Regions from separate parts of the Homo sapiens genome. Here region 1 is linked to region 2. Evidence: chromatin contacts called from ENCODE Hi-C or POLR2A ChIA-PET data. All regions are on one chromosome and are shown on one strand. The core of a region is the stretch at or near the end of the contact, and the rest is flanking DNA. Distances in the headings are between cores, read along the strand shown. Region 1 overlaps PACRG (parkin coregulated). Region 2 overlaps PACRG (parkin coregulated).

Region 1 (6,461 bases), core at 3,211-5,710, 49 kb before region 2:
CTCCTGAATCCCAGTAATCCAAGTGTTCAGTTCCTTGAAATCATTTTGCTCATTCCAGGTGCAGGTGGGACAGGAGGAAGCTGCTTCTCCTGCCCTGGCTGCTCCCGAACTATCACTCAATGCTGGGATGACAGCTATTTGTCAGTCAGGGCTTTGCAGGGAGTTTGTGCCACTGCTAGTTTTGGAGTCCCCAAGTCCGGGGAGGTGTGTCAGCTGCAGAGTCTGGAAGTGACCGCTTCAGCTGCCTCTGATGCTACGAGGGAAGCAATTCCTAGGGTGGCCTTCAAAGGCCAGGAACCTATGGCTAAGAGCCTCTCCTCTACACCACAGACTCAATCTCAAATCACTAAGGAAAGAGATATGCGATTGTATCCAAGCTGCAGGAGTTACCAAGGGTGAGGGAGTCTGACAAAAATGGGGCCCCTTAGTTTCCATTCTGCGTGTAGATATTCCACAATTGTTTTCTCTAACGATAGTCATTCCACGCTTTCTGTTGTATTCCACTCCTAGGTTACCAAGGGCTTCAACGACATTTATTCTCCCAGCAAGCAAGTCATGAGTGTGTCCTGCCTTATCTATGGTGGAAGGAAAGTACACAGGTGGGCTGGGAGGACCCAGTAGGATGAGGGTGACAGCTCAGGCCTAGAGAGTGCCATGGGGCCAGGGACCTTCAGTGCAACTTGAAAATGTGCATTTCACCAGAGAAAGAATTCATTTTATTCATATTTCAAGTGTAGACCCACAATGTTTATCTTGTTTGAATGTGAAAATAATAGAGGGAAAAATGGTGTTTCCAACCTTTTATCCTTAATTAGTCATTCGAGACATTTAAAAAAGACTTAGTAATGGTTCAGACCAGAATAAATATAACAATTACAATCCTACACAGCACAGGGAAGCAGTTCTTTTGCTTGATTTTTCCAGAAACTTATTAGAGAAATATCACTGTCTTCTGTGATATACACACAATAAATTTCTATCCTTATTCTTTTCTTTTGGTGAGGGTGAAGGCAGGCAGATATATTACTAATTTTCAGAAAAAAAAAGATTGTGAGTCACACAACTGTAGTGCATGTCATTTATTCATAATAAATGACCTTAAAATGGTTCACAAAGCCATTGTGATTAGGTGGGTTTTTCGTTCCTCATAGTACATGTGTTTGTGCTGTCACAGGTAAAGCTGAATTTCAATTTATTTAAAGTTTGATCATCCCAAATATTCAAAATGTTATATATATATATGTATATATATATACACACACGAATGAGAGAGAGGAACAGAGAGAGAGAGAGAGAGAGATGCTGGATACAGTGACTCATGCCTGTAATACCAGCACTTTGGGAGGCTGATGTGGGAGGATGGCTTGAGACCAGGAGTTTGAGACCAGCCTGAGCAACAACAGCAAGACCCCATCTCTATAAAAGAAATTAAAAAATTAGCTAGGTGTGGTGGCATGTACCTATAATCTCAGCTACTTGAGAGGCTGAGGTGGGAGGATCACTTGAGCCCAGGTGGTCGAGGTTGCAACGAGCCATGATCGCGCCACTGCACTCCAGCCTGGGCAAAGAGTAAGACCCTGTCTCAAAAACAAACAAACAAAACAAAAAGAATATATCAGATAAACAAGAGATAAGATTTTGAAACAAAAGGGTCCTTGCCCTATTGTTTTTGAGGAAAACAACGATACACTTTGTAAAAACAAACATGTAAATGGATATGCATTTGAAGTCCACCGGTTTTTCTGTTTATATTTCTTAAGATTGACATGGTGTTCGGAGGCGTGAGAAGGTGCAGGCAGGAATGGCTGCACGGGGGAGATGAAGCCCGGTGGCTCCGCTTGTGGGGAGCCTTCCACGAAGGACTTTGAGTTGGATTGAGAGAGGAGGAGGAAGCTCGTGTTGGGAGGAGGCGTTGTTGACATTTGCTACAGGTGTAAAGAAAAGATGTTAAGGAAGAAGGTGGGCAGGATGAAAAGCAACAGGGGATTTGAACAGAGGTGCTGGTGGGAGGACCCTGCGTGACAGGGGAGGTCAGCAGCAGAGAATGTGCTTTTTAGAAACAACTTCAGCTTTCCAGGATTCCAACCAAAGCAGGGACAAATGTCCCCTCAGAGTTGGGCTCATCTTTGTGTGCCCCTTCTCCCCAAATTATAGCTGATAAACTCCTCCTAGGCATGAAAGAGGTGGACCTAGGGAGAAGGTGGCATGGCCTGTTTGCATAGGACAGAGCCCATTGCATAAACCCCTGGAGGGCACACGGAAAAGATAGTTGATGATGATGCTGAGTTGTGGCTGCTGTGATCAAGTTCCTTATGGACAAAGATACATACATTAGTCACTCATAAATGGTGCCTTTTGTCGGCATATGAGTCAGAAGGTCAAGAGCTGAATAGACCAGGAGACAGACATATTTTCCTGATGGAGGGAAAGGGCGTGGAAGATCTGCACACAATGGAAAGCTTAAGGCACCTGCTTTTCCACTGCCCCAGAAGGCAGCAATGACAAGCAGAACTTTATCTCATGTTCTTACTTTTAAAAAAAATTTGACCATAGGAGTAAGTAAACTATGTAGCTTTTTTTGTTTTTCCACAGTGTATAACCTCAAATGATAAAAGAACAAAACACAATAGGAGTTGCTTATTCAAAAAGTGAGTTGGAGTTGGAATATTTGTGGTTGCAGAATGCGTATCATTGGGGTAGAAAAAAGACCAAAAAAGGAACACCTCCTTTACTTTTCATGCTGAAACAATGACCCTGCACGGTTTGGGGTCTAACTATGTTGAGAAGCAGGTGAATCATGAGGTCTCCATTTCAAACCTGCTACATTGACAGTTTTTTGAGGGCCTGAAATTGAGATGATTAAGTTTGAACTCACCATTTTAAATACATGCGACACGTGAAAAATACGTTTGTGAGAATAGGACATTAAAACGAATAAACCCAAATGGTTATTTACAATTGTCAATTCTGATTAGGAAAATGACACTTCAATTTAGAAAGCAAGGAGTGGATTTTATGTCTGGGAGCTAGAAAATATACATTGATGATGGAAAAGATATATTTTATTTATAATCAAACAAATAGAATGAAAGCAATGGTTTAAGCCAGACCTGGTGCTTCTGGAAAGATGAGAGGCAGGCAGAGGAGAACGAGGGATTTAGTTTCTGTTCTTGGAGATCCCTCCATGCAGGAGGCATGTGACCTACTGCCTCAAAGTTGTTCTTGGTTAAGAATTATTTTAAGTGCATTTATTCCTCTGAATATTGGTGTTTTTGATGATGTAAGCAGTTTAAGCATGAATAATATGCACACTCATTTTTCTATCTAAACCTCCTTAAACTGTCCCCATGGGATGCTTTCTCTTTCCGGATACCATTTTGTTCAGAACTAGGACGCACGTGTCTATCCCGGTCTCTGGTCTCTTGTCCAGCGATAGCATCCTCCGGGCTGCGTGAACTCAGCTTGGGGCTGTGAAGGGACAGCCGTATATCTTGTCACCGAGGGCCACCGCAATGGGGAGCTGCACCTGACACATTTACATTTCACAAAGATATCTGCCACTCCGTGGACACGGACCAGCAAGAGGCTTGGATGACCTAGGATTCTGATGATGTATTCTCCATTTCAATTCTAGACTGTGTGCAAACTTCATTCTTTCTTCTACGTTCTTTAGTTATGACTATTACAGGAGAAAGGAAAAAATCGAAGGTGAAGGAAGCAAAGACAGAAAGGAAGGACGGTTTGGTGGCCAGAGCGAGGTCTTCCCACGTCACTCCCGGGACGTGTGCTGACGCGTTGCTCCTCCGTCCTGCAGAACGCCGTGGGTCGTGGCAGCAGCTGCAGCTGTTTCACAGGCTGTCCTCCCTGTAGACTAAGCATCTACTCCGCGCTATAGGGCAATGCGAGACAAAAAAGACCCCCGGGAGCTTGCCATCCAGCTGAGGAAGCCTAATTAGCCACGCTTCCTGTAGCATACAGTGGTCACTTTCTCCTCCATGGAAGTATGTCTGGGCCCACGCACCCCACTGCTTCCAGAGCCTCCACGCGCTGTGTGTCCCCCGTGGCGCTTTGCTTGCCACCGAGCCCTGCGTCTTGAGAACTCTGAACGGTTTGTTGTAGTCAAGACACTCGGAGATCCTAGAGACGCGAAAAGCAGGAGGGGAACGTGTGACGGCCACTGCGAGGCTCAGGGAGAATTTAATTCAAATTTGGATTTTTCTCACTCTTACGCTTTGGGGCAATACTGTTAAATGGTAAATATATAGCCATTGTATGAACAGCAATACACAAAGGAGTTATTTGGAAATGAAAGCCTTATTGAAGGCACTGGAAAAATTAAACAAATAAATGTTTCCTTTAGATTGCTCATTCAACATGCCTGAAGTGTTGTTCATTTGATACCGAATAGATGAAGTCATTTATGAACTCTATCTATACTTTTTCGTAATGACTAAGAAAATCCTAAATAGGCACGATTTCAGGAAGGAAGCCCTTCTGCTAATTTTGAGAACGTCCTGGCTGAAGCGGCAGCATCGCACTCTCAAAGGGAACAGCGAGACCACACCGGGGAAGGCAGAGTTGTCAGGTCCACGGGAGGAGAGTCCCGGCCCCAACACGCTCTCCTGCCTGAGATGCCTGAAGAGCTGGAGGCTGTTAGAAGGCAACGAACCAAACATTCTCCCAGGAAACACTAACTTGGGAAACTCCATTAAAAACCACCTGAGTGAATCAGGAAATGGTTAAGAGGTGACTGAGATGATGATAAAACTATCATTACCAGTCTTTCTTCACACTAAATACCTGCTTTCGGAAGCTTGAATTTTATGATGCAACTTGCCAGGCTCAGTAACAACAATGGTTTGTGTTACTTCCTAGGTACACAATAGCTAGACTGTAGAACTGACTGTAGAAATTAGCAACTATCTCAGACAAATACATGACGATTATACTGATAGAACAACATTCACCTTAGCCGCAGAGAGCATGAGACATTGACTCAGGCAGACTGACTCTCTCCACGCACCCAAGGCTGAATGACAGCCATAAAACCAAGGCTCTGAAATAAATAGCTGCGGAGGCCTCGTGGTTCAGCCGCACCGCCATCGGTCTAGGGCTGTGCTCTGGCCGTTGGCATGTGGAGCATTTGCTGCCAGGCGTAGCCACTTTGCACACATGGCGCTTGAGTGAACTCAGGCCAGATCCAAGCTCTTTCCGTACCCAGCATTTGTCGGAATCAAGCCGACTGCAGAAATCGCCTTGCCATGTGTTCCCCACTGGGGCCAGGTAATCTCGCTGAAGCAACACTGAGTGGAATTTAAAAAAAAAATGCTGACAGAAGAAATCAAATAGTTTCTTTCTGGACCAGAAAAGGCATATTTTTGATTCTCAAATGCTGAACTAAAAAATTTCAAGAGCTTTAAGGCCCAAGTAAAAGGATTTTCACCTATTAAGACCTGTAACCTTTGACGTCATCAGTCACAGCTAAAGCTGGCTTTCTTCTGATTGGGTTGCAGTGATGTCATCCGCTGTGGTGAGAGAGAAAGCGAGCCCTGGCGGCCTGGCTCAGGTCTTGGCAGGTTTGTGCAGGTGGAACTCACTGCATTTATTATTATCATGTTTCTTGACGACACTAAGCCATCACAGATTCTCTGTTGGATGATTCTGAATAAATTTTCCTTTTTTTTTTTTTTGAGACGGAGCCTCACTCTGTGGTCCAAGCTGAAGTGTAGTGGTGCAACCTTGGCTCACTACAGCCTCTGCCTCCCAGGTTCAAACGATTCTCCTGCCTCAGCCTCCTGAGTAGCTGGGATTACAGGTGTGCATCACGATGCCCAGCTAATTTTTGTATTTTTAGTAGAGACAGAGTTTTGCCATGTTGACCAGGCTGGTCTCGAACTCCTGGCCTCAAGTGATCCGCTCGCCTTGGCCTCCCAAAGTGCTGGGATCACAGGCGTGAGCCACCACACCCAGCCAAATTTTTCCTTTGTGTTTATTGGATTTAGTAGTTAAAAGATTGAGATGACCAAAACAGAAACTCCTTGTTTGTATTTACTCCTTGTTTTTTAAGCAGAAATGTCAATTTTAGTGAAATAAAGCTAAAAATTTTCAAAAGAAATTTATTCAACAGATAACATATTGCTAAAAAAAGTCATTAACAATAACTCATAATGTTTGCGAATTTAGAAATGGTTGCTTTTGAGTTTTTTTAATATGAATTAAGAAAGGGGAAAAGGAAAGCTACAGGTATATTTTATCTTTTAAGATATTTACAGTTTCAATACCTAGATTAAATTGTCACCATTTGTTTTGCCAGAAATGTGTTTGTTTGGGTTAGCTTGGACTGAATTTACTATATAGAAATAGTGTTACCTGTTTTAGAATAAGAGTTTTCTCCAGTAAAGTTTAGATAATTATAGGGAAACAGCTATGAATTCCAATCTGGTCTTTTCTGGAGGTGAAGG
Region 2 (5,583 bases), core at 2,114-4,613:
TTTGCATCTTGCACTGTCTGGATTCTGGGTATAAATTGGGGCAAGTTTCCTTCTCTTGACTCTCAACTCCCTCAAGTATAAAATGGGCTAAAGGCACACTGGCAGAGGCTGGGGAAATTAATTCAGATTGCTGCATTCAACAAGAAAAACACTTTGGAAATTGCAAAATATTTACATCAACAAAAAAGCACAAAAATGGTGTGTTAGTATTACAAATGAAGTCACAACCTGGCTTTCTCAGTGCTATCTTTTGTTTTTAAAGTAACGTCAGGCTTCTTATTTATCCGTGTTAGCAGTGCCCTTTATCTAAAAAATATGTAAATCCATTTGAATTAATTTCCTGTAATACCACATGAAACAATAATCATATTAGTACCATTCATAATGTACTAATAACATTAACATAATTGCATTCAAATATAAAATTGCTAGGTAATAGGCTTTTCATAAACTGTTTCAATGAAAATGTGATTTTTAACCTGACTGTGGGTCTTTGGTTCCAGATATTGTCAGAAAAAAATTCTGCCTAATGTGAGAGTTTCCCACAGTTTTTGCCTGCAGAGGAGGAATTATAAAGAGCTTTTGTGATTGAGAAGAGGAGGGTGTTCAATAGTCACATATTTCTGCACAGACTTGACCTTTCACTGTAGCTTTCTCCACAGCAGGGTCTGGTCCTTGGCGCACAGCGTGTTCTGTACGTGCTGACTCAGGGGACAGAAACACAGAGGCTGCGGCCGCCACGTGATCCTTAGACTTCTGTACCAAGTCTGTGAGGGAAGCTCTTGTGAGCAAGCTAATGTTTCTTTCCTGAGTAGCAGGTCAGTTAGCCTGTTCAAGTCTAGTTGGCTCACAGACAGTTGCAGAATTCTTTCTGGGCTCTCGGGATGGGAAGGGAAGGGTTCTCAGCCCCTTGGCATGACGACGCAAGTAACGGGTTTGAAAGGCCTCCTGGGGTCTGTAAGATACCTGGCCCCAGTTATCAAGTTAAAACTCAGGGCCTTGGATCTAGTATGTAAATTTATTTATTTTTCACAATTGCAGACAAATTTATATATTACTATTATTTTTGAGGGAGAGTCTTGTTCGGTTGCCCAGGCTGTAGTGCAGTGGTGTGATCATAGCTCACTGCAGCCTCAGCCTCCTGGTCTCAGGAGATCTCCCGCCTCAGCCTCCTGAGTAGCTGGGACTACCTGGGCATGCGCCACCACACTGGGCTAATTTTTTAAATTTTTAGTTGACATGGGGGGGGGGGTCTCACTATGTTGCCCAGGCTAGTCTTGAACTTCTGCGCTCAAGTGATCCTCCCGCCTCAGCCTCCCAAAGTGCTAGGATTACAGGTGTGAGCCACTGCACCTGGCCTAAATTTGTATTTTGTGCAAGCCAGTGATCCATTTGTTTCCTGATAAAAATGTGATGAAGTCAGAGACTGTTATAGAACCATGAGCTATGGGGCAAGTCTGTAGTGAAATTAAGTAAAGGGGAGGGAATAATTGGAATGCCGATGGCCATGTCTGAGCATCGAGATCAACCACAAATCATTCTCACAAGCACATGTCAATTTGTGATATATTATTAGATCTGAAAAAAAAAAAGAGATCATGTTGTAACTGAGTAGATCAGAGTGATTCGCTTTGATCAGATATTCCAATCTTGCCGGATCATTATAAAGCCAACCTGAATTTACACAAAGATTTTCTTCCTACTGTGCTCAAAACACAGATATATATTCCCCCGCCTGTGATCCTCCCAGTGACCCGATGAGGTAGGCAGAGAACAACATAATCTCTGCCTCTTAAATAAGCTAATTGCGCTTGAAAGTACTTTTAGCACTTTAGAACATAAATAATATTCCAGGGCAGAGTTAGCTCCCCTTTCTTTCTCTGAAATTCAGAATGGTACAGTAGAGCTGCCAGGACTACTGAGTAACACGACAGTGTGAAAAACGAAAGACAAACAGCTCAAAGTCTTGGGCCAGGGCCGTTTTTCCAGCATTTTCTGCTTTGCCCTCTACTTTCATATAGTTTAGAATTTATTTTAGAATGCACAGAATACATTTCTATATATTTGTGGTCACCTTTTCCCCACATCTTGGAAATAGCAGCAATAGACAATATTGAACACAGAAACTACTGATAAATGCAAAAAAGGTTAATTAATTAATATAGTTGTCCCACCGTATTCCTGGGGGATTGGTTCCAGGACCCCGGGTGATCCTAAAATCCACAGATGCTCAAGTCCCTGATACTAAATGGTGCAGTATTTGCGTATAACCCCTGCACAACCTTTGGTATCCTTTAAATCATCTCTATATTACTTATCATATCTAACACAATGTAAGGCTATGTAAATAGTTGTTATACTTTATTGTTTAGGGAACAATGACAAGAAAAAATTTCTGTATATGTTCAGTACAGGCATATTTTCCCCCCAAGTATTTCAGATCTGCATTTTGCCAAATCCACAGATGTGGAGCCCCCGGCCAGCAGGGCTGACCAGCAGGGCCGAGTGTCCTGCGAGTGCCTGGCTCAGCACAGCATAAGCACTGAGTCAAGGAGCTCATGGGTTTGAGGGCTCATTCATTCAGAAGCTGAGAACTTTCTTTGGACCAAATTGCTGCTGGTGATAATGGGAGGCCAGCAAAGAGGGTATGAGGGAGAGTGAAAATCTCAGGACAGTGAAAATCCAGCACCTCAGGGGGTGGGGGGCAAGGGGAGGGAGAGCATTAGGATAAATACCTAATGCATGCGGGGTTTAAAACCTAGATGACGGGTTGATAGGTGCAGCAAACCACCATGGCACATGTCTACCTATGTAACAAACCTGCACTGTCTGCACATGTATCCCAGAACTTAAAGTAAAATTAAAAAAATAGAAAGAAAAGAAAATCCAGTGCCTGCCTGGCATGATGACAGGCAGCTAAGCTGAGGGCAGAAGAGGCGGAGATCAGCTCCGGGCTCAGGAACATGGGGAGCCGGGAAGACAGAGGGAGGAGGGAAGGAGCTCTCCCGATGGGACTAGCACTCCTGGAAAACAACATTTTTTTTGCATTGATGTCGTGGCTGTTTTTGGAAGGATTCGAACTCTGCTTGGAATGGCAAGGTCTCCACCAGTACTGATGCTTTAAGGTTTTGCTAACGATGACAATGCATTATTTAGATAGGTGATTTTCCATATTAAAAAAAAAAGGTTCCTAGATTCGAATAGCATCTACCTTACAGACATGGTCCTGAGACCCTGGGAGAGGTGCAGCTGGCCAACACGCTGTGTCCCCACAGGGAACGAGCATGGAAGGGTTAAGCAGCAGCGTTCCCTGCCCAGAAGAAGCAGTGTTCTGTAGCAAGTATTTTAAATTCAGCTGCTAGAGCAGGAGAGGAAGTTGGAGACAGGAAACCATCTCAGAACAGTGAGCGTTTAAATAACGAGGGCAGCGGATTGTCTTCTGTTTCTCAGCCATCCCAGCAGTATTCTTTCCCTGTCTCTACCCAGGGAAGACCACAGGATCCCACTCCCAGCCTCAGAAGACATTTGCATAACACATTTACATTTGAAGGGAGCCCACGGATTGGCAACTCCCGAAGCTTCAGCTAGGCACGGTTTTCTACAATAGCAATTAGGAACAGAAATAGAATAACAATAGGTGTAGAAATACAGTTGCTGAGCTGTGGGTAGATGAAGCAGAAAAATCTCTGCGTTTTAAAGCCCGAACTTTGAATAATTGCAGAGTGGGAGACTAACTGGCCTTTGTTCTTTGTGTATGGGCTCTGAGGTCTAGAAGAGACCAAACCAATTTGGACCAACGTGGGAGCTGAAGAGAGCTCCCCTCGCAGGAAATGAAGCGGCCGGGTTGGCGTCAGACCAGGAGAGACCAAGGCAGAGCCCATGCCAGCGATCGCTGAAGGGGCTGCTGAGGTGCTGGCTGGTGGCCCAGACGGCAGTGAGCAGAGCTCCATGGAAGTGCTTGGGGACTGGACGATGCTGCAGGGAAAACATCGGGAAGGGAAGGGGGATGAGAGTTGGAGTGAGATCTGGAGGCACCAAGGATAAGCCAGGGGCTGGGGCTTGGAGGGGCGGGATGGCCCTCGTGTGTCCTGGGGCACCCTCATCAGGACATCAGGAACACACAGGCACACACCCTCTTCCAACTCTGAAACCAGCACATCATCAGAGGACCGGACCTTAGCCTGAAGCAGCTCCTCAGAGAATCCTGTTCTCCTTCCTCCATCAGCTCCACTGCCCGCCCCTCATCCCTCAGCCTCTGGGGGTGGAGCGGGGCGGATGGGAGGTCTCCTATAGTCCTAGCGATCAACCCTGAGACCCAGCCTGGAGAAGGCAAGGAAAGGGGCCACAGATGGGGCAACATGGGAAAGACCTGGGTGAGGGAACAGCTGGGAAGGCGTACTGTAGAGAGATGAAGGCTAAGACCTTATAGTCAGAGTGAAGGATGTCAGAGCTTAATATTTTGGGGTGAGGTCCTCCTGAGGTCCAAAGTGAGGCTGAGGCTGTGGGTCTGGATGGCTGAAGTGATGCCCAAATGACCAGTGGAGCCGAAGAGGTCAAGGAAGAATTCGGAGCTGTCTTCCGTATGGACACCAGGTCACCTCGGATGACAGAGATGGAGGCTTCTGGGCCAGATGCTAGAATCAGTATGGTTCAGTGGCTGAAGAGGTCAGCAGGTGACACAAGTGAGAGGGACACAGGACGATACCACTAACTGGCCTGAATGTTAAAGGAGCAATGGGGTTCTACACGGTGAATGGGGATAATTGTTAGGAAGTGGCATTGGGGAGCATGGGGATTCCAGAAGAACCCTTTCCAATCTCTCCCCATAGCAGTTATTAGCCAGTCTTAGCATAGAACATCATGTCTTCTCATGCTTTTGCTGAATGTTGTTAGTTGCTGGGTGTTGAGTCAGTGTGGCACGTTGAAAGGAGCACGGGGTTGGGATCAGGACTCCTGAGTTCAAGTTCTGTCTGTGCCTGTCTTGGTTGCTTAATGACCTTATGTAAATTCCTATTCTTGTCAGGTATCAGATTCCTCATTTGTAAAAATGGGTCTAATAATGCTGCCCCATGACCATTGATGTGGAGACGATTTATGAACTGCAAAATCTGACACAATCTACAACTTTGTGTTGTTAGTTCCTCGGGGACAAGAACTATTTGGAACCACACCAAAGCATTAGTGATTATTAGAGGCATTTCATAAACACATTTTTATCATAATGATGTTGATACCGAAAGCTAGTGCTTTTGCCAGAAGTGTTAATAAAAATTGTTGGTAGCCAGTTCTCCAAGACCCTCTCCCAAGGTGTCATAGTTCTTACGAACATTATAATATGAGACTATTGATTTTTTTTTTTTTTTTGAGATGGATTCTCGCTGTCACCCAGGCTGGAGTGCAGTGGCGCCATCTCGGCTCACTGCAAGCTCCGCCTCCCAGGTTCACGCCATTCTCCTGCCTCAGCCTCCCGAGTAGCTGGGACTACAAGCGCCTGCCACCATTGCCGGCTAATTTTTTGTATTTTTAGTAGAGACAGGGTTTCACCGTGTTAGCCAGGATGGTTTCGATCTCCTGACCTCGTGA

What was found. Hi-C counts contacts between places; a loop is a spot of excess contacts on that map. ChIA-PET counts read pairs that join two places held with the same protein, here RNA polymerase II (POLR2A). Pooled maps may share reads with other maps.
Region 1: a loop to region 2 is called in a map of endothelial cell of hepatic sinusoid, with 5 times the contacts of the local background. The contact joins two enhancer-like sites. A Hi-C loop is called at or near these places in 8 of 168 maps with a recorded cell type or tissue (dorsolateral prefrontal cortex, endothelial cell of hepatic sinusoid, endothelial cell of umbilical vein and 3 more) and 5 of 50 pooled maps. POLR2A ChIA-PET finds 5 or more read pairs at or near these places in 4 of 52 experiments (H1, OCI-LY7, Panc1 and 1 more).

What each region holds. Positions count from the first base shown.
Region 1 is chr6:163,307,895-163,314,355 of GRCh38, reverse strand. All of the region lies in intron 4 of PACRG (parkin coregulated), which reads right to left. It overlaps PACRG-AS1 (PACRG antisense RNA 1), which reads left to right. Exons shown (of 6, transcript NR_028390.1): 5 at 511-599; 6 at 3,386-4,371. Among named protein-coding and RNA genes, the nearest start is that of PACRG-AS1, 13 kb to the left of the region's middle. RefSeq lists an enhancer at 3,882-5,081. Within about 2 kb of position 4,460, at least 3 of the 41 ENCODE cell types and tissues checked have a DNase peak (open chromatin) inside an H3K27ac peak, as active enhancers do.
Region 2 is chr6:163,258,536-163,264,118 of GRCh38, reverse strand. All of the region lies in intron 4 of PACRG (parkin coregulated), which reads right to left. Among named protein-coding and RNA genes, the nearest start is that of PACRG-AS1, 63 kb to the left of the region's middle. Within about 2 kb of position 3,363, at least 5 of the 41 ENCODE cell types and tissues checked have a DNase peak (open chromatin) inside an H3K27ac peak, as active enhancers do.